2 separate regions of the Mus musculus genome follow, and region 1 is linked to region 2. Evidence: chromatin loops called from intact Hi-C (ENCODE). Cell type or tissue: heart. All regions are shown on one strand.

Region 1 (5,000 bases), 500 kb before region 2:
GAATTCCAAGCAAGCTGATATCAAATGCCAGAGGCTGGGGTGTGGACAGCAAGGTAGCAAAGAAGGCTCCCCCCAGTATCTGTCCCCTTGAAAAACTCCCCTTGGATAACTCTGCTCAGGACACCTTGGCACACTTTAAGGAGGGATGAGGTGAGAGGGCCCGCATGGAGCACAGACACTTTTGAGGGGAGGATGGGCAGCTTCACATCCCCACCCCTCCCCCTCAGCGTGAGGGGGGAAGAGGTGGATGAGCACCCAGCCTGGCTAAGAACAAGGCCCAGCCAAGAACCCTGGAGGGAGAAGCGAACTCCATAAAACTTAACTAGCAAAAAGGAGATAAATCTAAATGTAACTATGAGATAGAAAGCACTAAGGTTATAAAGTTATAAGAGAAGCGGAACACTTCATTAGTGAGTGCCCCGTGGCCAGCAATGTTACCCTGGGGTTACAGACGCAAGGAAACAAACTCAGTATGTCAGAGCCATGCTTACATTCCTATGATCACGGCTGCTCCAAGCAGTCCAGTGCAGACTGAGCCTGGTCCCTGGCGGCTGAGTGACAGGGAGGCGTACAGTGGATTGCTGTGCAGCCCAAAGCGAAAGGGATCCTGTCATTTGTCACAAGCTTGACCTGGAGGACATGATGCCAAGGGAAATAACCTAGACACAGTATAAACCCCGCAGTGTGCTCATTGATATGCAGAATCTACACGAGATGAAATCAGAGAAGCGGAGTATAGGATGGGGGTTGCTAGGAGCTGCGGAGTTGCTGGGGACATGGGAGCTGTTGGTTAAAAGATAGGAAGAAAGTTCTGGAGAGCCAGCCAACAGCATGACTACTATAGTCAATACTCTACTGTACATCAGAAATTTGCTGATAGCAGATCTTAAATATTCTCACCACACCTGCACAGATGTTTACTGTGATGGTAGATGATATGCTGCTAACTTGCTGAGGTGGTCATGCTGTCTGGCCACAGCCAAATTAAATTAGAAGTCAATGGTAAGAGAAGTGGAGAAACCCCATACATTAGGAGAACTTGAATTATTAACTCATAGAGGAAACCAAGTAAAGGTGTATATTACAGAAACCCCCATTTGTGGAATTATATAACTCTAACTATAAAATTTAAAAATTAAGCCATGGAACCTGGCATGGTGGAGCATACCTTTATAATCCCAGCACTCGGGAGGCGGAGGCAGGTGGAGTTCTGAGTTTGAGGCCAGCTTGGTCTACAAAATGAGTTCCTGGACAGCCAGGGCTATACAGAGAAACCCTGTCTCAAAAAAAAAAAAAAAAAAAAAATTAAGCCATGGAAGACAGACTATAGATTGTGTAAAAATGTATGCTTGATAGATAGATAGATCTGAACTAATTAAAGATTTCAATCAGAACTGAATTTACAGAGTGTATGCAAATTAGTAAAAGATAATCCAAATTAAAATACTCAAGCTATTTGGGAAACACTTGATAACGAGGATGGGGCGGTCAGTAAATACCTGAGAAGGCACTCGGTCTCATTATTCATCAGGGAGTTATGAGAAAAAACCACAGACAGGATACCACTTCACACCCCTTCGGATGCTGTTAAAAATAAAATAACCAGTTCACTCATTAACCACTGAGTCAGGGTTGAAACTGAGACCACTTTGGAAAATGTTTCAATAATTACCTTCTATAGGATGGAGGAATTCCACAGCACATCCCCAAGAGAAATGGAAGTCCATCTTCCGAAAATTACTTAGGCACATATTTATATATATTTATTCATAATAAACAAAGTCTAGAAATAACGAAATGTTCATCAGGCAAATAAGGAAACAGTGATATACTACTCCCCAGGGAGGTGGACCGGATTGGAAAGTTAAAGCAGGTTCTTGTTGTGCACAGCACAAATTAGTTATATATGGGGACAGTAGTTAAGTTTTTGTTTTTTTTTCTTTTGGTTTTATTATTATTTTTTTTAATCTTCAGTAGTCTTTGATGCAGCTTATATGAAGATAATTGTTGTTCTGTTAACTGAATACCACTCTGTAATTGAAAAAAGAAAGGAAGGAAGGGGGAGAGAGAGAGAGAGAGAGAGAGAGAGAGAGAGAGAGAGAGAGAGAGAGACACGGATTGCTGGTGTATACCACAGCATAGATAAGTCTTCAAAGGACATATTAGTCAGTTATCCAGAAAGGTGGGAAGAGACGTTGTATACATACGAATAGTTATAGATAACAGATAGGTAACTGACAGGAGTTGGAGAAAAGATGGGTGGGTGAGTCGATGTGATGTAGCTGATGTGGGTACAGACATAAAGAGAAAGCCAGAATTGGCTCATATAATGGCGACCGAGATGATATGTTGCCATATCCTCTGGTGGCCACAAGATGGCGACGTAGAGCTGCTGGCTCTAACTCAGCCTGAATCCAAAGGCTTGGAAAGCTGGGTGGGGGTGGGTAGCGTTGGCGCTGTAAGCCCTGGAGATGGCAGACCCAGGGAAAGGAAGCAGAGGCTGGCCTAGCTGAGAAAAAGAGGCAGCCTACCTCTGCACTTTTGTCCTATGTAAGCCTCAGGCCTGGATGACATCCACTACAACGGTGAGGACAGATCCCACCTACAGATCAAACTCAGTCGACCAATTTGATACTAATCTCTTGTAGGAATATCCTCATAGGCCCAGAGATCTTGTTTATGCTTTGGCCTGCCTTAACATAGTCAACCTGGCCTGTGAAATTACTGCCGTGTACAAGATAAATCAAGAAATCGGTCACAAACAGGGCTCACCCTGTGTAAGTCCTTTCCTACGAAGTTCACATGTAGGTAAGCTAATCTCTGGTGATGAAAATCAGAACAACTTCCGTGTGTGGGGAGAATTTACTAGAAAGTAGCACAAAGAAATTTTGGAAGATGATGAAAATATGTTCTATGTTGATTTGAGAGCTGTTTCATAGGTTGACACATTTGTCAAAAGTTATCAGTGTGTGTGTATATATATATATATATATATATATATACATGTCTGCATACTTCTTTGCATAAGCTCATTAAATCGGAATTTTAGGGCAGAGCAGATGGCTCTGTGTGTGAAAAGGACTTTGGTGCACAAATGTGAGGACCCGAGCTTAGATTGAGAAAGTCCATGAAACACTGGTACCATAGCACATCTACCGCAGGTGTGCCTCCTTTAAGATGGGAAGTGGAGACAGGAGAATCCTGGGATGCTCCAGCCAGCTAGCCTGGTGGATGAAAGCTGAGAACAGCTGATACTGTCCTGACCTCTACCCGCCCAGTGTGACACAGACATCTCTCTCTCTCTCTCTCTCTTTCTCTCTCTCTTTCTCTCTCTCTCTGCCTGCCTGTCTGTCTCCCCCACCCCCACCCCACACACACATTTAGAAAAAGTGTTTTTAAAGTAATTTTTGGAATTGAATCTTAAATTCGATCACAAATATTATTACATTAATTCTTATTTCTATAATTCTTCTGCATGGTTATCAGTGAAGCCACATGTAACCAGGGGTATATGTACCCAGGTCTTCTAAAGCTTGAGTGTAATTTTAAAGGCTTATTGTGATCAATAGGACCTAATTCACAAATGTAAATTAGGTGAGAATATGATTTAAAATTATAAACATTATCATAATATTTTTGAAGAAGCTGACAAATATCACCAGCATTGCCCTTAAAAAAATTCTGGCTTAAGCCCTGTTTTTCCTGTGTTTTGGCCACATGACATTTGATCACTGGTTCATATAACAGCAACTTTATAGTGTTTTCTCCAGAAAGATAACTCACTCTTCTGGTATAGCTAGTACAATTTTCGTTGTTTTTGAGCCAAGAGTCTCACTGTGTGTAGCCCTGGCTGGCCTGGAACTCACTACAAAGACTAAGCTCGTGATTCCCCTGCCTCCGACTTCTGGATGCTCAGATCATAGGTGCACACCACCTCACCCAGCTGGAAAAAACTGTTTTATGATTCCTTGTTGGACTGCATAAGAGGAACAACTTTGCCCACAGGAACCGTTGTGAGCGTGCTATGGGCCCTGTAGAAATTCTTTCATGGGATTCCTATACAAGTGCACAGTAGTATTTACAATTGCGTGTGCTACATTATGGAGTCTGATAAAGGAGCCCTTTTATTTTGGTTAGATATGTCGCATCCTGAGCTTCCCATTGTCTTTGTCTAACAAGGTATGTCAGAGTTCCCTGTGGACCGGCATTTGCTGTTGGCATCTCTACCAACATCATTATGGTGCTGGGCACACACTCTTACCATAACATGACCACCAGTCCACACCTCTATGCCAGCGTGTGGGGTTGAGGTATGAATGGTGCCAGGATTATTGAAAGCTGTTCCTGCACCGGGCCCCCTTGCGGTAACAGTTCCACAGAAGTGATGGTAAGCAGATTCCTCCTGTTAACCCCAAACTACAAGAATCCCAAGCTCTGCCCCTCCGGCTCCCCCCCCCAACCAAACCCAAGTCATGCCCAACGCCACCTAACAGAACCCAGCCTCAGAAAGCTTATGACCAAGAGACATCTGATAAAGAGGTTCCGATAAATGTCACACTACTCCAAACTTTACAGCACTGTGACATTTTTTAAGACACATTTCTAGGTCTCTTCAAGGAGCCTGGGAAAGAGCTTGTGCATGTGGGTGGTCCTGAAGATGCCTTTCATTAAATGGGTTTCTGTCTCTAATCCTGTGCCACTTGTAGAGCAGACATGCCTCTCGTTCCAGTCATGCAGAAGCTGCAGCCTGCTCCTTTTTCTTAAAAACAAAACAAAAAACCCCAGAAATGTGTGTGTGTGTGTGTGTGTGTGTGCGTGTGTGTGAGAGAAGATACCTAGTTCTTTTAAAATTAAGAATGAGCAAGTCTTCTAACACATTCCAAACCTCAAATTTACCCCACAATTAATAATCCTGAGGATGCCAAAGAAAGAAAATCCCCATGCAGAAAGTGAAACAAGTTGTTCTGCAGAGACCCCTGCGGGAGACGGTGAGCTTACTT
Region 2 (5,000 bases):
AGCCATCTTACCAGCCCCCAGCTTTGAACTACTAATCCACCTCCTGAGTTCTGGGATTACAAGCACATGCCACCAAGCCATCTTTTAAAACACTATTTTTAAAAATGAGACGTCGTTTTATTGTTGATGTTGTTTTTGCCAGTCAGATTATTGAAGTTGTTAGGTCTTGCTGGGGTTTTGTTGTTATTGGTGTTGTTTAGTTAGTTGATTTGGTTTGGCTTTCTGTTTCTTGAGGGGAAAAAAAAGTGATGTATTACTGAGTTGGTGGAAGATTAGAGAGATTCTCTGGGGAAGAGTATACCCTGCTACATTTGCTTGAGTGAGCCCTGGCAACTCAAACCTAGAATCATCTATATCTGTACTTTGATGCCTACCATGCTACTTTAGGAACTTATTCTAAGAAAATCATTATAGTGACACAAAGATTGATTTAGGATTTATATTCATCCAATGATGAAAAAGTGGGCTAACTTAGTGTGTTCTAAGTAATAGTTTGTTAAATAAAGCAAAATGAGTCCACACTAACCAGAGCCGTGTTGATCATTAAAAATGCTGTGGGGAGCCGGGCGTGGTGGCACACGCCTTTAATCCCAGCACTCGGGAGGCAGAGGCAGGCGGATTTCTGAGTTCGAGGCCAGCCTGGTCTACAGAGTGAGTTCCAGGACAGCCAGGGCTACACAGAGAAACCCTGTCTCGAAAAACCAAAAAAAAAAAAAAAAAAAAAAAAATGCTGTGGGTAGGGTTGGCAACAATATAGATCTGGGTTAGACCAAGTGATTGGCATGTCTGAAGTCCATAGTTCAGTCCCTAGCATGTGCTCACACACACACAAATGTAGAAAGGACTAAGATTGGATGAAGAACTGGCTCAGTGATTAAGAGTTCAGACTTCTCTTGCTGAGGACCCACATGCACATTCTGGGATGTTCGCAACAGGCCGTAACACCAACTACCGGGATCTGTCACCTCTGGCTTTTGACCGCACAACAGTATATCACATACCGACATATAGACAAACATAATTATAATTTTTTTAAAAAAATTAGATGTTTAAAGTACTGAGAATTTTAAAGACATAAAAAGAAGTTCACAGAACATTTTCAAACAGCTTATGAAACAAAATACATACACAAAACGATGAGTACATATCTATAAGAAATACACTGAGCGCAGTGGTGGCGCTCACTCGCCTTTAATCCCGGCACTCAGTGGCAGAGGCAGGTGGATCTGAGTGCCAGCGAGAAACAATGTCTGATGTACAACTCAAGTTCCAAGACAGCCAAGGCTACAAAGAAAAACCCTATCTCGGAAAAAAGCAAAACAAAACAAGAAGAAGAAGAAGAAGAAAAAGAAGAAGAAGAAGAAGAAGAAGAAGAAGAAGAAGAAGAAGAAGAAGAAGAAGAAGAAAGAAGGAGGAGGAGGAGGAGGAGGAGGAGGAGGAGGAGGAGGAGGAGGAGGAGAAGGAGAAGGAGAAGGAGAAGGAGAAGGAGAAGGAGAAGGAGAAGGAGAAGGAGAAGGAGAAGGAGAAGGAGAAGGAGAAGGAGAAGGAGAAGGAGAAGGAGAAGGAGAAGGAGAAGGAGAAGAAGAAGAAGAAGAAGAAGAAGAAGAAGAAGAAGAAGAAGAAGAAGAAGAAGAAGAAGAAATATGATAAATGATTCGGTGATTGCCAAAACTCCCCTGTGGTAGACAGTAACTTTAACTTTCTTCATTTTTGTTATAACTTAGGTAAAAAGAAAAGGGCCAAACCTACCAACGTAATGCTAGAAGCCAAAAGTTGCCACAAGTACTTTCCAGCCTGGCTTTCATTTTGACCTGTGAGCTCCTGGTTTGGGTTCTACCCAACCTTTGATGCACCTGGCGGCTCTCTGCTGCCCCCTTCTGCTGCTACCTACAGACAACCATTGTCATTCCCGAAAGGTCCAGACTTCCACCCTCTCACCTCTTCCCAAGAAAGCCTTTTGCCATCCTGTAGCAAAAGGTCCAGTAGGCAAGTATGTGTGTGACTATATATGTGTATATATGCATATATACATATATATATAATCAATTGGGAAGAAAGACTATGTTACCTCCACAAAATCCTTTTTTAATTGCAGCTCCTAAAGTCCTCAGAGCTCAGGAACTACTTGCTTTCAGTAGGAAGCAAGTAAGGTCCCCTATATGGCAGTGAGATCTGACTTCTTCCCCTTCTCTTTCTCCATCGGTTCTTTACCCACAAGACAGTCAGTGTCTAGACCAGCAGTATCCAGAGGACGCGTTCTACACCTCTGCTGTCCGTGTGCTGGGCACCAAACATTTGGAATATGAATACGATTGTTTTTTTTTTTTTTTTTTTTTTTTTTTGGCCAAGGGGCTCACTTTTTAGCCAAGGCTAGTGTGGAACCCACTGTGTAACCCGCACTGACCTCAAACTCATGACAATCTTCCTGCCCAACCTTCCAAATACTAGGATTACGGTCATGAATCACCATACTTGGCTACTTTTTGCAAAATTGCTCTTATTGTAACTTAAATGGCACTGGCTGGCCTGGAACTTGCTATGTACCCCAAACTGGCCTTGAATGAGCACTTGCTGTTCTTCCAGAGGACACGATTTCGGTTCCTAGCACCCATAATAGACAACTCAAAACCTTCTGTAACTGCAGCTCCAGGGAGAGTCTAGTGACTTCTTCTGGCCTCCACAAATACAATTACATATGTGTTTGCAATAGATGTCTATTGAGCATCACTAGTTCAGATGGAAAAAAGATGTCTAAATAAAGTCTGTCAGCATCAAACATAACAGTTTCCTGGAAGTGTGTAGAAAAGTCTAAAGCATAAACAAAAGAGTAAGATTACCTCTTATAACAAGATGAGGGCGTTACTTCCCAAGGGAATAAAATAAATAATAATGATGGTAGTGGTGATGCTGATGATAACATCTCCAATTTCAGCCTGTTTTGATTAATTAAAACATTGGGTGAATGTAGTAGCACATGCCTATGATTCTAACACTTCGGAGGCTGAGGCAGGAGGATTTCTATGACTTCAAGGCCAACATGGGCTACATATTTAAAACAAAAGTGAAGACACTGCAGAGGGAACTGAGGACTTTAGAATATCCTAAGATAACAGTTCGGTCTGTATGAAAACATGGTTGAGCTGGCAGAGGGTCAGTGGGGAAAGGCGCTTGCCAAGGGAAGCCTGAATGCAGTCCCCAGAGCCCACATTCTAAAGTCGGATGCAGAAGTTAGCCTGCGACGCGTGTCACCGAGCTTCCCTGAGGTGTTAGCCTGGAGGGCCTCTGCCTTCACCCAGGTGGAAGAACAGAACAATTGCCAAAAGTTGTCCTCCGACCTCCATAAGTCTGCCATCGCTTGTGCTCTCTCTCTCTCTCTCTCTCTCTCTCTCGCTCGCTCTCTCGCTCTCTCTCCACACACACACACTACAATTATAATAACAATAATATATAAAATACATAAACAAAAAGAAAACATTATTGTTGTAATTATTATTATTTAGGTGTATGAATGTTTTGCCTGTGTGTGCACCACCTCCGAGCCTTTGCCCTCAGAGCCCCAGGGTTGTGAGCTGACCTGCAGGTTCTAGGAATTAAACCTGTGTTCTCTGGAAGCCCATGGCTCTTAACTGCTGAGCCAACTCTCTGTGCCTATAGACCATTATTAAGTATAGTATTTTATTGTACTGAGGAAGATGTCTCATTGTTTTCCAATCTGTGAATCGATACACTAATGTATTTACTAGTTTATGGCATCTAATTTTTCACTGCTTCAAGGAATAGCCATTAAAGAAAGTTTAATGCCTGCTGTTTTAGAGAGCTCTTTTGCACTAGGCCCCAGCTGATCAGACCAGATTAAAATGGAGTCACTCACGTGAGAGATATCATGCAACCAAACTGAACTTGGAAATGGGCCGGTTCTCAAAAAATAAAACAGGACTTCCTCACAGCCAATGCAAAGAGCCAGCGTGGTAATTCTTGTAGGGGGAGTGATTGATGGTGACCAGTCCACCTTTGACTGACAGTGAAGTCACCGTCATCCACACTTCTCTGTGTTTCAGGGATGCTACCCTACCACAAATCCTAGCTCAACCTCCATTTGCTGAAAATTTGCTTCCTAACAACATCTTTCTGCATGTTTCTCATATTTAGCTGTTCTATACCCAAAATGCTTTTCTCACAATAGTCAAACATTACTGAAAATGTGTCATGCAAAAAGTTGTCTATTGTCCCCACCTCAATCTGTACTCCATGATAACTAGCAGTTGGATTTTTTTATATATTTATATTTTTCTATGTAATCTTTTTCTATATATATCAGCCAGTTTATTTTATATGTAGGTGTGGGTGTGAGAGAATATCCCCAAATCTGGGAAAATCTGAAATTTGAAATACTTCTGGTTCCAAACATTTTGGAAAAAGACATGCAACTTGCACAATGAAAGAGTAGACAACCATTGAAAACAGAGAGAAAAGATAATTATGAATAGAAACTACGTCGTAGATTTGTTCATGCAAAAAAAAGTCTATTACTGAATAATGTGTGCTAATTGTAACTCATATAAGAGAAATATATTATATATTTACAGTTATCCCTGGCCATCCCAATCTACTTATATTCAAATTGAGATAGCAAGAGTTTAGATAGTGGATTCAGATGGTGACGGATGATATATTTTCTCAACATGTTTTGTTCCAAATTAGATAGCAAATACCAAGAGATTCAATTAGGAAAAAGTATCCCAAAATATTTATCCAAAGTCAGGTGTGGTGGCACACACTTTCATCCCAGCCCTTGGGAAGCCGAAGCAGACAAGATATCTGTGAGTTGGATTCCAGCCTCCTCTGCACGGTGAGATCCTGTTTCAAAAAACCAAAAAAGCCAGATGGTTAGTGGTGCTTGCCTTTAATGCCAGTACTTGGGAGGCAGAGGCAGGCAAGAACTCTGTGAGCATGAGGCCAGTATGGTCTTCAGAGTGAGTCTAGCACAGCCAAGGCCACAC

Evidence for each region. Peaks named below come from ENCODE experiments on the same cell type or tissue, not always from the same donor. Only the 100,000 strongest peaks of a DNase experiment are listed, where the experiment ranks them.
Region 1: a loop joins it to region 2, with 3 times the contacts of the local background. A loop is called at or near these places in 5 of 42 quality-filtered maps.

The regions. Positions count from the first base shown.
Region 1 is chr6:31,030,602-31,035,601 of GRCm38, reverse strand. No RefSeq gene overlaps it. Among named protein-coding and RNA genes, the nearest start is that of Gm40359, 18 kb to the right of the region's middle. In heart, a CTCF peak has its summit at 2,370 (motif pointing right); no DNase peak of the experiment used is centred here; H3K27ac peaks cover 420 bases.
Region 2 is chr6:30,532,410-30,537,409 of GRCm38, reverse strand. No RefSeq gene overlaps it. Among named protein-coding and RNA genes, the nearest start is that of Cpa2, 6.7 kb to the left of the region's middle. In heart, a CTCF peak has its summit at 1,897 (motif pointing left); no DNase peak of the experiment used is centred here; H3K27ac peaks cover 686 bases.